Regions from separate parts of the Homo sapiens genome. Here region 2 is linked to region 1. A link is an interaction called in ENCODE POLR2A ChIA-PET data of the cell type or tissue named here. Cell type or tissue: GM12878. All regions are shown on one strand. Each heading gives the region's core, and the rest is flanking DNA. Links, peaks and the distances in the headings are about the cores only. Region 1 has its middle 190 kb from the start of LINC02383. Region 2 holds the start of LOC124900848 (a long non-coding RNA gene).

Evidence for each region. Peaks named below come from ENCODE experiments on the same cell type or tissue, not always from the same donor. Only the 100,000 strongest peaks of a DNase experiment are listed, where the experiment ranks them.
Region 2: POLR2A ChIA-PET joins it to region 1 with 6 read pairs; 2 of 35 experiments call an interaction of 5 or more read pairs at or near these places.

The regions. Positions count from the first base shown.
Region 1 is chr4:43,676,551-43,680,962 of GRCh38, forward strand. No RefSeq gene overlaps it. Among named protein-coding and RNA genes, the nearest start is that of LINC02383, 190 kb to the left of the region's middle. In GM12878, for the core only: no CTCF peak of the experiment used is centred there; no DNase peak of the experiment used is centred there.
Region 2 is chr4:43,761,315-43,765,726 of GRCh38, forward strand. It overlaps LOC124900848 (a long non-coding RNA gene), which reads left to right and starts at 2,181. Exons shown (of 2, transcript XR_007058445.1): 1 at 2,181-2,461; 2 at 3,148-4,412. RefSeq lists enhancers at 1,789-1,918, 1,989-2,058. In GM12878, for the core only: no CTCF peak of the experiment used is centred there; a DNase peak (open chromatin) is centred at 2,097; H3K4me3 peaks cover 1,251 bases; H3K27ac peaks cover 1,602 bases.

The sequences.
Region 1 (4,412 bases), core at 284-4,283:
ACAAAATTTTAAGTGTGTCTCCTTCCATTTTTCTTTAATAGTGTAGTTGTAATTCCTGGACTAAGCCCGACTACTAATAGATCCAAGTTATATGCTTTTATTCAGAAATAATCATCATACTATGATGATCTCTTTCTCTGTCTCTGTCTCTCTCTCTCTCTCTATCTATCTCTTCAGATTATACTGACATCTAGCAGAACCCAACCCCAAAAAATAACATACAGAGGAAGTCAGATCTCATTATGACGGGTGGAAAAAATAAAATGTCTGAAGATTGGAGAGCAGCTACAGAGTGCTGCACCATTTCTTTAAGAGAACAATTAATTCTGAGAATCTTAATGTGGAAGATAATGAATAAATATAGTTTAATTTATATTTTCTGTGTCTGTCTCTCCTATAAGCCACAAAGCTTCTTGCTATTAAAAATATAAATGTTACAACGTTTGTAAAACTGTTTATTCATCTGTAAAATGAGAATCATGTTGGCTATATACATGTCGAGATTTTTGTAAGGATTAATATGTGAGGAGGTACATATCACATTCAAAATGGATATGAACATTCATTTGGGAATAAGTAATATAAAAAGCTTTATGGTAGGTAATGTTTATTGAATTATTTCCAGTTTGATCACTTCAATTTCCATATAAGATTATTTCAAATACTACCAACTATGCTTTTATCATGTCTTGTCTAAAACATTGAATTTCATTTCATTTGCCTCTATGCTAGAAGGGCAACCTATTCTTTATCCCCATTTTGGAACTTTGTATGAATATGTAATGCCTGGAGCTCAAACTTCACAGTTATAGAAAAGACGGAAATCTTTAATTTTGTTCTAGACCTTGACACCAGGGCTGTATGCTAATCAACTGTGGCAATTATTTCTGTGTAATTTACTAATTTCAGTTAAGACCACTTAGTTGGCCAGTGAAGTCCCTCAGTGTCAGAAGCCAAGGCATTTATTTCTGAGCAGTAATAATAGCTTCTAATAGCTATGTTAATATCCTACGGGAAGTAGAAGCCTCAGTGCCCTCTTCAATAATTAAAACAATTTTTTGTGTAAATTCATTAAAACAGAATGTACATGGGGCCTAGAAGATGCTTGGCATGTGGTAGGTACTAAAATGTTTGTTGACAGTATCTAGAAATAAATAAGTATTTGAAAGTTTAATGCATCTACATATATCATTTTCCATACTGGGATAATTTTAAAAGTCAAAAGAAAATCTATCAGTGAAACAGGCATAAACAGGGTCTGTCTTAGGTGAAATAGGATTTATGTGAATGCTAATGAAAATTTATATGTTTTAGTGGTCTACATCTTTTGGTGTATTAGACAGTTGCACTTTATAGAAGCCAAATACTTAAACAATATGGAATATTATCTTTGAACCTAGTAATTACTTTGAGAACTCAAAAATCAACATGTATATTTTTCTATTTTCAGAAGTCAGCTCTAAATTTGTTCCTCTAGAGTAACATGATGACCATTCTGGCTGAGCATTACTGAAAATGTGTAGGTTATGACTGAAAAAACCATTCAGAGAGAACTTAACTTCAAATCTTTGTATAGTGTGTGTTCATGGGATAAGTAAAAGATAAATTTGCAAAGCCACCCAAAGTTTTTGGATTTTCATGATTAGTTAAGTCAATTTTAATATCAGCTTCTAGGGGCTTTGTAATCAAGTTATTCAGAGAAACAACGTTCCGGATGAAAACAAAATTAATCTTCCACTACAGATGTGTCTTTTGGGGTCTTTTTCTGTCAATAAATTTTGTTAATTGAGAAAAATAATACATACTATATGCTAATCTTTATTTTCTTTTGAAATTATATATTTCTTGGTCATACATTTAAAGGATAAGTTTGCAACTGAAGCTTAGAGAATTTTATCAGTTTAGGATTGAATGATTTGAGAAGGGGATGATTATTTCATGATCATTTTGGTAAACTGCAGCCTGGATATTATTTAATTAGAGGCAGTCCATAACTCTAGCTCCTGGAGGAAAAATATGGCAGCCTAGTCCTTTAAATCTTGAGGCTCTAAAACTAAAATATTATTAGTACCATTGAAATAAGCATTTGAAATTTTACCACCTGCCACTCATGGTTACAATTTCAAGTGGTTTTCATATTTTGATTATGAAAGGTGAGCACAAGTACTATTATCAGTGACATAAGAAGCTTATTTTATATCATAAATTGTGATCATAATTTGATGATACTTTTATCTCACAGTAAATATCATTTTTTTAAAGTCTTAGTTTTATCTCAATGTAACTGACATTCCCATTGTAGTTTTACATTACTCTTGCTCTTTAAATTATTCCTTGAATAAAATGGTACATTAAAAATCTTTACAGAGCAACTTATTCTAATCACTCCATTTAAATTTTTATTTCTTATGTTTTATAACTAATGAATTATGTAGTTTACTCTTAGTAGTAGAGGAATCTCCAGAGTAATATTTACTTAGTACTATGGTCTTCCATTACACAGATGAGTTAAAAACTCTGAATCATTTGTACGCCTTTAAATTGTGTTTCTGGATGAATTATGTCTCAGTTGAATTCCTAATTTTGAGAATATGTTGGTAACTTCAACGTGCTTTATTCAGTTTAAATTAAAATCAACCACAGCAGGGTGCAGTGGCTCACGCCAGTAATCCTAGTGTTTTGGGAGGTTGAGGTGGGAGGATCACTTGAGGCCAGGAGTTTGAGAACAGCCTGGACAACATAGCAAGAGCTCATCTCTACAAAAGCAATTTAAAAAATTAACCAGACATTGTCACATATGCTTGTAGTCCTGGCTACTGGGGAGGCTAAGGTGGGAGGATCACTTGAGGCCAGTTGTTTGAGATTACTGTGAGCTATGATCACACCACTGAACTCCACACTGGGCAACAGAACAAGACCTTGTTTTTTGTTTTTGTTTTTAAATCAACCACAAAAATTCAGTGTAACCCATAATATTTAACACCTATTTGACACTTATTCTGAATTAAGCATTATTGCAAGTGCTTCATGGGGTTGGCAAACTACATCTCACAGGCCAGGTTCAGCATTGCTGTTTGTTTTTATAGATACAGTTTTCTTTTAAGTTGGCCACACCTATTAATTTTCGTATTTCCTATCACTGCTTTCATGCTACCACAGCAGAGTTGACTAGTTACCACAAAGACTGTATGTCCTATAAAGCATCAAATATTTACTATATGATCCTTTATAGAAATAGTTTGCTAACCACTATATTAGCATTTTGATCTCCTCACCAACCCTACAAAGTGTTATTATCACCATAATCTCTGTTTTAAAGAAGAAAATGGTGTATGTAACTTGTCCAAGTTCATGCTTCCATTAAATGGAAGAACACGGATTTATTCAGGCAACTGGTTCCACCAGTCCCCATTCTCAACTATGCCAAACTGCACCTCACATGGAGCATTATGTCTCTCACCTACAAAGGAGCAATTATTCCAACAGACATTAGTTTATTTTTTTAAAAATTAGCTGGGCATTAATCGTTTTCCCCCAAAGCATAAAATTTGTTGCAATTGTAGATTGGGGATTAAGACTAAACTTCTGGCCACTTGGCATTGTTTGCATTGATTTCTGATAGCAAAATTCTCCATATTTGTAATATAAAACAGATCTTTTATATGTTCTCAGTAAATAGTAATAGAAGAATTTGATGTGAATGATATATATATAACATTATATATGATATCTATAGTTTAGCTGGCCTAAGACAAATAACAATGAAAAAAGCAATTATAAAAAGAGTCTGTACCCTCAAATATTTCCTTGTCTCCACAGCAGTTATGGAAGACGCTTAGAAAATGATAGTAATTAGTGAAAATAATAAAAAACACTGTCATCAGAATCAAAATTTTAGGTAATGGTTATAGCTTACTTGGGGAGACCTTATCACTATTTAAACCACTTATCCACACCCAAACCCTTTGGAAAATTAAAATTTTGCACTAATAAGAGAAGGATTTTTGCAGCTGCCAGCACATGATGGACTTCCCAATAACAGGCAGGATGAATGTTCTTTTTCACAGTTGGAGCACGGTTCCCATGGCAACACTTGCTGTATGCATTCAAATGAAACTTCTCTTTTTCCCTTCAAGAATCTTTCCCTTTTCTTCTCCCTAGCCTAACATTTTTCATTAAACATAAAAACCTTGATCTTTAAAAGGCTAAAACCTACTGGTGAACTCCACTTTTCCATTTTCCTGGTATGAAATTTAGAAGGAAAATATGCACACTAAAATTTGACTGGATGTTGATTTTCTTCCTTATTATGTCACATGCAGAATACTCAAAACTATCTTTGACTAAGGAAAATGTCCAAATTTAACTGTGACTTAGAAACCTGAGTTTTGCATACATGCAACAATATATTA
Region 2 (4,412 bases), core at 264-4,263, 85 kb after region 1:
TTTTGTTTTTGTAATTCACACATCATCTACAGTTGTTGCTTTCACAGACAGATTGGTCTGGTAAAATATAATCTGTCATAATCAGAAGTGGAAGTTGTATAAGACTCTCCCTAAAAGGTTTTAAGATTTTTTTTTTTTTTTGAGATGTGGAGTCTCACTCTGTTGCCCAGGCTGGAGTGCAGTGGCATGATCTCGGCCCACTGCAACCTTCATCTCCAGGGTTCAAGCAATTCTCCTGCCTCAGCCTCCAGAGTATCTGGTATTACAGGAGTGCACTACCACATCTGGCTAATTTTTTTGTATTTTTAGTAGAGACGGGGTTTCACCATTTTGGCCAGGCTGGTCTTGAACTCCTGACCTCAAGTGATCCACCTGCTTCAGCCTCCCAAAGTGCTGGGATTACAGGTGTGAGCCATCATGCCTGGCCCTAAATAAGATTTTTGATTGAAGATGTGTAAGCAGAAAAAAATTAAAATAATAAGGGAGCATGATAAGTGTAAAAATGGGCAAGGAATTCCTGAGAAAAGAGAATAAGAGAAGGAGGACAACTCCAAAATGTTTTACAAAACGAATCAAATTGAAATTTTTAAAAGCGTTTTGCTTTAGGAAAAAAAAAAACAAAAAAACAGCTAAAGTAAATATTTGTAAGGTGTTTGCCATCCAGTCAAGTAAAACAGATTGATTTTTATCTGTAAATTGTTTTTCACTGTGAAAATCAGCTGGCTTCTGTTGTTAGAAATCAGAACACAGTGCATTAGGCTGAATAAATGTGTTGCCTAGTAAACTGGCATGGAACTAAATTACATTCAACTGGTGAGTAGTTTAACGATTTTTTTCTGTAAGATGTGAACATGTATATCTCAAATGGTGTGTCTTACTCAGTCAAATTTGTAGACAGAGAGCTTATAAGCCTAACAGAAAGATAAGAGAAGTCATAAAAGTGATGAGGCAAAGCAGATATCCAAACAGCAAAAGTGTTCTAATTTATCTGTGAACATTTAACTGAAATTAATTCTTATATTGTGACAGCAAGTATCGACGGCCTGTATGCATGAGTTAGAGTCATTCATTGTGAGAATTATAAAGATGATCAATGACTTGGCTTTCTGACAAGTAATATTATGAATACATTAAAATTTCTTGTCCTATTCATGAAGTATCTATCCACTCATGAACACATCAGACATCCTGAATTGTCAGGTATACATACAGGTATACGTAAAAAAACACATATCGATTTAAATATAACATTTTGCAGCACTTATTAGGTGCCCTCTGACTATGTGGCCAATTAATATGAACTTGTGACAAATATACAAAAACTGTCAAGAAAGACTCCTTTTTGACTGCTAGAAAGGAAGATAGTGATGTATATAAAATCATATGTTGAACCAAATTGGTTGAACATATAAAATGTTTCTGGCATTTAGTAAGTGCTGAGGATAGAGAGACACCAAAAGACCACTCAGTCCTGTCCTCAAGAAGCATATAATACAGTTGGGATGGCAGATAAATAATTCGATATATAGGGTAGGATGTGATAAATAGTATTCATTTATTTCCTCCACAAATAGTTTTTAATAATATTAAACACTTAAACACAAGTTTAAAGGAGTGAAATTTAAGTTAGTAAAATTAGAAAATTCATAAATGTAAAATGAAGAAAATATAATATTTAGACATTATTATATGATATGTTATAATAATTATGGTTTATAATATATTATTATAATAGCCATTAGCAACATTAGTTAGGAAGTATGAGAGGAGAGATATTTAAAACAAATTGTGTATTTAAAAGAGAATTCTCTGTGGGGGAGGAGATACTATCTAGATTAGGTGGTAACACTGAGGTGAAGGGACTCTCCAGGCAGAGGAGGGAATACACATAAATAGAATGTGGTGGTTTTTTACTATAAGATTTTAGCCAAGCAGGCACGGAATTTTCTAGAACTACTTTCCCTGTATAATTAGGATTTGGCACAAAGAGCTTTAAGTGAGATTTGGAAGGTACAAGAGGAACAGCAGTCATTACAGAAGATTAGTACAAGCCTCCATGCATGGCCAACCCTTGGCACATTTGCTGCTGATTCACGGGCTTCTCTCACTGGTGTGCATAGACCCACAGCTCCTCTGCCTGCTGTCAGATCGCTTCCTTCAGCTTTTCCAAGTCCTGAGTCAGACACGTGTGCAACTCTGGGGTGAAAGACACCAGCTTCTTCTGCAGATTACCTGTATCATTTGGGTTTGAAGCATATTCTGATGTGTCTTTGTGAATACCAGTTTATTCTCAAGGATTTTAGGTTGTCTTTTCTTTTCTTTTTTTTTTTTTTCTATTTCGTTTAGAGCTTTTCTTCCTGATGGCTTATCTACCGATCAAAGCAACTTCTACCTCACCAGCAGATACAGAGGCAACTTCTTCCATAGATTTCTTCACCAGTTTTCCTTAGCTGTCTCCTTGGTAAGTGACTTTTCTCTGATGCTTCAACCGTCTCCTGGAACTTTACTTCACCCACTTTCCCCAGAATTTTGTAAGGCATAAATCCTTATAATGTGTTTTATTTTATATCACTCACAGTTGTTCTGGTTCCATGATTGAATCCTAACCTATACTTATGGTAAATAATTTAAAGTGTTCATCTAGCAACTATAAATAGATGGTGTGTCTAGAGGAGAGGATGAATGTGGGGAGTAGCAGAAAATAAAGCCAGAAAGAAACCACATTATAATCTATTTTTAGAGTAGGATTTTGGTTTCTATCTTCTACAAATGTCACTTGCTGCTTGTGAAAATGGATTGGAGTGGCTATATCTACAACAGAAAAAAACTGTAGATTAGACTATTGTACATTCAAGAAGATAATGTTAGAAATCTGTACACAGGTAAGAGGGTGGGTGGAGAGGCAGGGAGGGATCAGAGTGAAGTACAAATAAATCTGAATAAATATTTTAAAGTGTATTTGGTGCTTGTCTTGCCATGAGTCTTTGCACTAGCAAAGGTTTCCCAAACTCAAATCCTTGGTTCTGTTTTTCAAACTGCCTTTAAGACATAACATAGTGGATGTATTAATTTTATACCTTGTTGAATGTAAGTGAGTATGGATGGGCATACTGAATAAAAATATATTTCTTAACTCGTCTTTATCAGGAACATTTGAAATCCTCTGGTTCTTTGGCACCCAAATATGAAGGTCATTTCATCAAAGGCCTAAAATTTTCATAGAGAGGATTTGAGAAAGGTGATCTCAATAAAATACAAAAAAAAAAAGGAAGAAAAGCTACAGTAAAAGAAATATTGCTACTTATATATGCAAACGAAGACTGAGGACAACTATTATCAGCTTTCTACTCTTAAGAATTATTTAAGTTGCTACTCCTACTTCTACATTTGGACATTGGTTTACCATGCCATTTTTCCTTATATATATTTAAAAAATCTCTTAAAAATTAAAATGGTAGTATGCATGTTTTCAGGCCAAATATATATTTCCAAACTGTTCTAAATTTGTTACTACTGTGTTTTTACTCCTGAGTAATCAATAACATTGAGTAATAAAGACAGAATTATTTATGTATAAATAAAAATTCTCATGAGAATTTTTGTCTATTTTTCCTTTTCTGAGTTGAAAAGCAGCCATTTTCAACATAGCTAATTGTTGCTACAGTATCATTTTAAATTAATGTGGTACAGTGTATGCTGAAATAGCAGTGGAAAAATATTTAAGTTTTAACAATGCTCTACTCAGGTAAATATCCCTGCAGGAATCAAAATTAATAAATATTATCTTCAGTATACATAATACAATATAATATCTTTAATAGGAGTTGCCATTTTACTGAATATCTTCCATTTGATGTTTGTGAAAAGTTTGTTCATTGACATAGCTCAATAATATTCCATTTTACAAATATACCACAATTAATTAACCTATCCTTCTGTAGATAGACATATGGGTTTCTTTCCTTATTATACATCATATTAAACTTTTATATTATGAACAGTTCATTGAATCTATTGATCCATTTGTGGAGAATTTATATCTTTATGATATTGATTTTTCTTCCTAGAGGTATAATATGCCTTTCCATTTATTTGAATCATTTTTAATGTTTTAAAATTTAGATACATTTAATTAATGTGTGTGTATCTGTATGTAAGCTTACTGCAATGCTAAACAGGTAAATATTCAGAACACTCTGTAAAAAAAAAAAAAAGTTGAACTTCCACCTTAATTACTGACTTTTTTTTAATTAATTGTAAGCAGAAATGGGATACTGTTTTCTCTGCCACATTTCTGTCACCTGTGGTCATAATCCCTCGAGCTGTATAAGGGAAGTTGTCTGTTCAAATCATGCAGTGTTCTTATGTCACAAACCAAAACCTGAGTCTATTATGCTGAGCTAATCTGCTTT